Regions from separate parts of the Homo sapiens genome. Here region 2 is linked to region 1. A link is an interaction called in ENCODE POLR2A ChIA-PET data of the cell type or tissue named here. Cell type or tissue: MCF 10A. All regions are shown on one strand. Region 1 overlaps FOXK2 (forkhead box K2). Region 2 has its middle 5.6 kb from the start of SECTM1.

Evidence for each region. ChIA-PET counts read pairs that join two places held together with the same protein. Peaks named below come from ENCODE experiments on the same cell type or tissue, not always from the same donor. Only the 100,000 strongest peaks of a DNase experiment are listed, where the experiment ranks them.
Region 2: POLR2A ChIA-PET joins it to region 1 with 7 read pairs; 4 of 35 experiments call an interaction of 5 or more read pairs at or near these places.

What each region holds. Positions count from the first base shown.
Region 1 is chr17:82,520,736-82,524,735 of GRCh38, forward strand. The region is part of intron 1 of FOXK2 (forkhead box K2); the gene reads left to right. Among named protein-coding and RNA genes, the nearest start is that of FOXK2, 3.0 kb to the left of the region's middle. In MCF 10A, no CTCF peak of the experiment used is centred here; a DNase peak (open chromatin) is centred at 1,546.
Region 2 is chr17:82,337,326-82,341,325 of GRCh38, forward strand. No RefSeq gene overlaps it. Among named protein-coding and RNA genes, the nearest start is that of SECTM1, 5.6 kb to the left of the region's middle. In MCF 10A, no CTCF peak of the experiment used is centred here; a DNase peak (open chromatin) is centred at 1,966.

The DNA of each region.
Region 1 (4,000 bases):
TTGTCTTTTGTTGTTGTTGTTGTTCAGTCGTTTTCAGTAGTGAGCTGTTTCAAGAGTGCGGTGTTTTAAGCAGGAAGGACTCCTTTTTCCCTGCCGTGTTTTCAGTAGGCCAAATTGGAAGACGCTTCAAGCATGATGGATTTTCAATCTGTGCTCTGAACCTTAAAATTTAGGGAAAACTAGATGCTTTTCGCATAACTTCTACAAAAAGACAGTTGATTAGGAATTATTACAAGGTCATGTAGAGTGTTAAGTCAGCCTGATAGGGAACTGCCTATCCTGCTACAAAACAATTTAGCTTGGTCCTGTGGTTTTATGAAGTTATCGTTTACTCTGCTTGAAACACAAACTTGCTGTCTAGGAAATGCTAATTATTCCTCAGGGGCTCACTTCTAGATCATTGCAAGTACAGCCTTTGTCCACACAAACTGGAATTTTTTTGTTTTTTGTTTTTTGAGACGGAGGCTCACTTTGTCGCTCAGGCTGGAGTGTAGTGGCGCGATCTTGGCTCACTGCAATCTCCGCCCTTTGAGTTCAAGTGGTTCTCCTGCCCCAGCCTCCCGAGTAGCTGGGATTACAGGCGCCTGCCACCGCGCCCGGCTAATTTTTTGTATTTTTAGTAGAGACGGGGTTTCACCATCTTGGCCAGGCTGGTATTGAACTCCTGACCTCGTGATCCACCCGCCTCGGCCTCCCAAAGTGCTGGGATTACAGGCGTGAGCCACCGCGCCCGGCCTACAAATTGGAATTTTTAACGCTTTCGGTTGTTGGAGATGCTGGTAAGAGCTGTTGCTTTTCTTCTTGACTTGCGTGTTGTGTGTGTGTGCATGCGCTGTTCTGTTTCTTAGCATGGAAAGGTGCACCAGCATATTCCTTAAACTTTGGTAGTAGCATTTTAAAGAATGTTATTTTCAGGCCGGGCGCGGTGGCTCACGCCTGTAATCCCAGCACTTTGGGAGGCCGAGGCGGGTGGATCACGAGGTCAGGAGGTCGAGACCATTCTGGCTAACACGGTGAAACCCGTCTCTACTAAAAATACAAAAAAAAAAAAAAAATTAGCCGGGCGCGGTGGCGGGCGCCTGTAGTCCCAGCTACTCAGGAGGCTGAGGCAGGAGAATGTGAACCCTGGAGGTGGAGCTTGCAGCCAGCGAGATCGCACCACTGCACTCCAGCCTGGGGGACAGAGGAAGACTCCGCCTCAAAAAAAAAAAAGAAATTTTCAAATGAAAATGCTATTTATGTGTGTTTATACTGTAGACGGTATGAAATCAATGGTAGGGTCCTAATGGCTACCCTTTAATCTGACTTTTTTTTTTTTTTTTTTTTTTTTACAAAATACTGTGTCACAACAAAGGAAGTTTGCGTCTACTGTGAGGATCTTGAGTTTTTGTTTGTTTGTTTTTGATTTTGAGACACGGTCTCTGTGACCTAGCCTGGAGTGTACTGGTATGATGACAGCTCACTGCAGCCTCAAACTTCTGGGCACAAGCGATCCTCCTGCCCCAGTGCTCAGGAGTTTGAAGTTGCTGTGAGCTATGATTGCACCACTGCATTCCAGGCTGGGATTACAGGTGTGAGCTATGATCTCACCACTCCTCCCACATACCTGGCCAAGATTTTGAGTTTTTTGGAATTTTTTTTTTTTTTTCCTGAGACGGAGCCTTGCTCTGTCCCCCAGGCTGGAGTGCAGTGGCGCAATCTCGGCTCACTGCAAGCTATGCCTCCCGGGTTCACATCATTCTCCTGCCTCAGCCTCCCGAGTAGCTGAGACTACAGGCACCCGCCACTACGCCCAGCTAATTTTTTTTTGTATTTTTAGTAGAGACGGGGTTTCACCATGCTAGCCAGGATGGTCTCGATCTCCTGACCTCATGATCTGCCCGCCTCGGCCTCCCAAAGTGCTGCGATTACAGGCATGAGCCACTGTGCCTGGCCCGATTTTGAGTTTTTAAAGAAAATTCTCCTCACCATTCAGCCAGAACGATTTGTATTGAATTGAATTCTGCACATGCTAACATGATAAACATGGAGATAAGTTGACCTTTCAGTGAGGGCCAGAATTCAGACCTTATTTTTTTGAGACGGAGTCTCGCTCTGTTGCCAGGCTGGAGTACAATGGCGTGATCTTGGCTTGCTGCAACCTCCGCCTCCCTGGTTCAAGCAATTCTTGTGCCTCAGCCTCCTGAGTAGCTGGGATTACAGGCACACGCCACCACACCCAGCTAATTTTTGTATTTTTAGTAGAGATGGGGTTTTACCATGTTGGCCAGGATGGTCTTGATCTCCTGACCTCGTGATCCACCCGCCTTGGCCTCCCAAAGTGCTGGGATTACAGCTGTGAGCCACCACGCCTGGCCGAATTCAGACCTTTTGAACAGTAGGAATGAGTCTTGCAGTAGAGATGAGTAAGAAGGGCAGTGAGATGGAGGCTGGGCCTCCCACTTGTGCTCAGGGAAGAGTCTTGTGGCCACCGAGGTGAACATGTATCCTGGACTTCTCATGGGCCTGGGACTCTCTACCCGTACTGAGTACACAAGGGGATGAGTGGCTTTTTTCACAGAGGGGAGTTTAGCATTTGTGCGGTGTGAATTAAATTATTAACCTAGAGGATATTTCAGCACTTCCTTTTTTGTAAGGTATCATTTCCAAATTTGTGGTGTAGGGCAGTAACACAGGTTAATGGAATAAATCATAAAGAATTGGTACCAGTGAAATGCAGATAAATTGTTTAAAATCTTTTTTTTTTTTTTTTAAGACAGAGTTTTTCGCTCTTGTTGCCTAGGCTGGAGTGCAATGGTATGATCTCGGCTCATTGCAACCTCCGCTTCCTGGGCTCAAGCGATTCTCCTGCTTCAGCCTCCCGAGTACCTGGGATTACAGGTGTGCACTACACCACCGCACCCAGTTAATTTTGTATTTTTAGTAGAGACAGGGTTAATCCATGTTGGTCAGGCTGGTCTTGAACTCCTGACCTCAGGTGATCTGCTCACCTCCGCCTCCCAAAGTGCTGGGATTACAGGTGTGAGCCACCACACCTGGCCCTAAAATCTTTTTTTCTGAATTTAAGCTCAGTGTTCAGGTTGATGATACAAGTTCTTTTTAAGTTTAAAAATCAAATTAAATGTATAAGCTTGAAAGCACACGTAACTTAGAGTAATTATGTAAAGGCCAAAGTATTATTACGAGTCTCACTCTGTTGTCCAGGCTGGAGTGCAGTGGCGTGATCTTGGCTCACTGCAACCTTGGCCTCTTGGATTCAAGCCATTCTCCTGCCTCAGACTCCCCAGTAGCTGGGATTAAGGAGCCCACCACCAGGCCTGGCTTTGTGTTTTTTGTAGCAACAGAGTTTCACCATGTTGGCCAGGCTGGTCTCAAACTCCTGAACTCAGGTGATCCGTCCCGCCTCCGCTTCCCAAAGTGCTGGGATTATAGGTGTGAGCCACTGCGCCTGTCCTAAGGCTGAAATATTATTAATGCTTATTTCAGATTTGTCTACTAAATTTAACATCACTGTAGAGTTAGAAAATAATGTAACAACCCGTCGTTGGTCTCTTATTTGAACCACAATGATTTTATTCAAATTCCAACTTCAAAATGAATTTATGTTTTGAATTTATATTAAAAATTATCAGAAAATTTGCAAGAGTACATAAGTAGTTTAGGTTTAAAATTTGGCTCATTTCATTGAAATAATAATGTATTAATGTGGGGGAAGAGAGAAAGATGAGGACTATGATCCTGTCCTTGTCTGCTGTATTTTAATAATTTGACTAAGATGTGGATCCAAGTACTGTTTCCACAGTGGCTGGGGAGCCTCGAGCCCAGTGTGATTGGTGGGGGCTCAGTGTGTACAAAGATTGTCAGGGTGTGTGGTTTTCTGGAAAACAAATGGCTTCTTCAAGTCCTTGATTTTTGGATACACAGGATGCAGGGCTGTGTGTAAGGAAAGGCAGCGTTTTCCTCTCTTAGAGCCTCTGACTGACCTGAGGCGCAGGTGTTC
Region 2 (4,000 bases), 180 kb before region 1:
CCAGGCTGGAGTGCAGTGGCACGATCTCAGCTCACTGCAAGCTCCGCCTCTCGGGTTCACGCCATTCTCCTGCCTCAGCCTCCCCAGCAGCTGGGACTACAGGCGCCCGCCACCACGCCCAGCTAATTTTTTGTATTTTTATATACTTGTCAATTTGTATGGGCTTGAGCTATCAGTAATTAAGAGAGATAGGTTGGAATGGCCTCCTATGGTGGGGGCTTAGCAGCCTCTTCTTGTGGTTCTAGGAATTTTTAATCATATATTTGGAGGCTTTTTTTTTTTAAGAGATGGGGTCTCCTGTAGTTGACCAGGCTGGCTTGCAGTGGCTGTTCACTGGCAGGATCGTAGCTCAATGTACCCTGACCTTCTGGGCTCAAGCGATCCTCCAGCCTCAGCTTTCTGAGTAGCTGGCACCACAGGCAGGCACCACAGATAAAAAGTCTAAAATGTTTGCTTCAGTCTTTGTCGTTTTGTTGCTCTTGTTCTTGTCTTGTGCTAACCTAATTCTAATTTATCTATTTTATAATATTCGGAAGTTTTAAAATATGAGGCTAATTTTAAATTCTTACCCAGCATGTGTTTCTGCTTTTGGTGGAATCCACAACCCAGCTTGTTATTTTCCACCTGAAAAGGCTGTGCTCCTCGAACATCCAGTTATGTTGCCCTGAGCCCCTTCACTTGCCAATCTTCTTGGTATTTCTTTTGGGATTTCACTGTCTTTATAGCTTCACTTTATTTTAATTCTATTTATTTATTTATTTGGGGGGGATGGAGTCTCACTATGTTGCCCAGGCTGGAGTGCAATGGCACGATCTCACCTCACGCAACCTCCACCACCCGGGTTCAAGTAATTCTCCTGCCTCAATCTCCCTAGTAGCTGAGATTAGAGGCGTGCACCTGGCTAATTTTTGTATTTTTAGTAGAGACGGGGTTTTGCCGTGTTGGCCAGGCTGGTCTCTAACTCCTGACCTCATAATCTACCCACCTTGGCCTCCCAAAGTGCTGGGATTACAGGCGTGAGCCACCGTGCCCAGCTGTTATAGCTTAATTTTAGAAAGAATGGCATTTTTAGGGCTGGGTGCGATGGCTCATGCCTGTAATCCTAGCACTCTGGGAGGCTGAAGTGAGACAATCTCTTGAGGCCAGGAATTTGAGACCAGCTTGGACAACACAGTGAGACCCATCTTCACAAAAATAAAATAATGAGCCGGGCGTGGTGGCCAGTGCCTGTAGCCCCAGCTACTTGGGAGGCTGAGGTAGGAGGATCTCTTGAGCCTGGGAGGTCGAGGCTGCATTGAACCGAGATCAGGCCACTGCACTGTAGCCTGAGCAACAGAGCGAGACCCTGCCTCAAAGAGAGAGAGAGAGAGAGAGAAAGAGAGAAAGAGAAAATACTTTTAATAGTAATCCTTCCTAGCCAATGAGATAGGAATGCTGGGTGGTCATAGGAGAAATGAGAAATATCAAACAGTAATCTTGCAGAAAAGCAAGAAAGCAGCTGTTAGAATGAGCCACAGAAAGCAACTGTTAGAATGAGCCACGGAAAGCAGCTGTTAGAATGAGCCATGGAAAGCAGCTGTTAGAATGAGCCACGGAAAGCAGCTGTTAGAATGAGCCACAAAGGCAGGGATGAGCCCGGACTGATGAGACCCTCGACCCCACAAGCAGGAGAGGCTACGTTGGAGGAGGCTGGCCGGATCCACCGTGGCACTAGGCTTGACCTGTGCCCACCCCAGACCTAATTGCACACTGACTGCCATTCACAATCACGTACACACCAGCGTCACGGCAGATCCAACCATGCCCATATTTAGTATAAAAATATCTGGCACCCCAATTCTAAGAAATCGTCACCTTTTTCCTAGAAAATCTAATGATTATTCCACCCTCTAACTAGGAAAGCCCATAAAATAGAAACTCAGGCCTCGTTGTGTGTGACTCACTCTCGGAGCACGCCCGTGCCTCTCCTGTGCGCAGGCATTCACTTCACAATAAAAGCTTCTTGCCTTTTGTCTCATTCCTACTCATCCCGAATTCTTCCTCATGATGGTGTCAAGAACCTGGACACCGGCTGGCACTGGGGCTGGCATCTCGCCGGCATCTGCAGACCCTTCTCAGTCCTCCGGCCACAGAGCTGCTGCTTTCCGTCTGACTTAAGCGTCATGGCCGTGCCTGTCCCGGCCAGGAATCCTGTCAATGGCCGTGCCCAGCCCTGCTTGCTCTGCGGAGCCCTGGACTCAGGGGAGCCTCCAATGTGCCCCCAGGACGGTGCTCCGTGCAGGAGGAGTGGTCTGACCACATTCTACTCTCTCCCCTTGGCTGCCTGCCCCTTGATTCCTGGAATTCCCAGAGAATCAGGACGCTGTTCCCGGGAAGACTCTAACCACCAGCAAATGCCCAGGTCCGAGGGTGCCCAAGGTCGCAGGTCCTGGATCTGAAGCTTCCTGGAGATGCCTCCTCCAGCCTCATGGGGAGAGGAGGGAGGGTTCCCAAAGACACCCAAGAGTGAGGATCTGGTTCTGGGCTGCTGGAGAGGAGACGCCTCTGGGAGACCCCCCCAGAGTCCCTGTGCCCCCAAAAGCCCTGCCCCCAACCCCTCCCCCAGTGCTTCTCTGTGCCCTCTCACCAGTGCCTCCCCCAGTGTCCTCTCCCCCCAGTGCCCTCCCCCAGTGCCCTCCCCTGGTATCCTCTCCCCCGTGCCCTCCCCCAGTGCCCTCTACCTTGCCCTCCCCCAAGTGCCCTCCCCTGGTGTCCTCTCCCCCTCTGCCCTCCCCCAGTACCCTCCCCCATGCCCTCCCCCAATGCCCTCTCCCCCAGTGCCCTCCCCCCAGTGCCTTCTTCCCCTGTGCCCTCCCCCCATGTCCTTCCCCCACACCCTCTTCCCCTGTGTCCTCCCTCTGTGCCCTCTTCCCCTGTGCCCTCCCCAGTGCCCTCCCCTGTGTTCTTCCCCAGTGCCCTCTTCCCCATGCCCTCCCCCTGTGCCCTCCCCCCAGTGCCTTCTTCCCCTGTGCCCTCCCCCCATGTCCTTCCCCCACACCCTCTTCCCGTGTCCTCCCTCTGTGCCTCTTCCCCTGTACCCTCCCCCAGTGCCCTCCCCAGCTTCCTCACACCCAGTTCCCCCATGCTGAGAGGCTGTCAGTGATGGAGGTTTGGGGTGGCATTAGACCACCTCCCAGGAAGGGCGAGGAAGCATTTCTGTAACATCAGAATGCGGCAGCAGAACTTCCCTGAGGAGCCGCTGCCCAGAAGAGCTTCCCCCTGACGGTCTTTCTAGGATGAGATTGTCCCGCACCTGCCTCCCCATCTCCTGTCTCGGTTAAATCCCTCTCCGAGGGCATGGGAATGATAGTTGTCTTTGTTCAGCGTATCCGAGATTTTTTTTTTTTTTTTTTGAGACAGAGTCTGGCTCTGTCACCCAGGCTGGAGTGCAGTGGCGTGATCTCGGCTCACTGCAACCTCCACTTCCTGGGTTCACACCATTCTCTTGCCTCAGCCTCCCGAGTCGCTGGAACTACAGGCGCCCGCCACCACGCCCGGCTAATTTTTTGTATTTTTAGTAGAGACGGGGTTTCACCGTGTTAGCCAGGATGGTCTCAATCTCCTGACCTTGTGATCTGCCCGCCTCGGCTTCCCAAAGTGCTGGGATTACAGGCATGAGCCACCACGCCTGGCCAAGAAAAATGGATTCTTATTGCACTGATGCAACCAACTGTATCACCATAAGAGTACTCACAAATAGTTTCCAAATTCTAGAGGAACCAGGGAGAGAAACAAACATGCTCCAAATTTTGTTCACAGGAGAGTACCTTGCTCAATTATTAAAGGCCGTGAACAGTTCAAGTTTCTTTGACTCTGAAAAACAAAACAAGGATCAGCAATATTCTAAAAGGTGCTTTCTGAGGGCCGTCCATTTAGTTCACTTTTTTTTTTGAGATGGAGTCTCGCTCTGTCCCCCAGGCTGGAGTGCAGTGGTGTGACCTCAGCTCACTGCAAGCTCCAC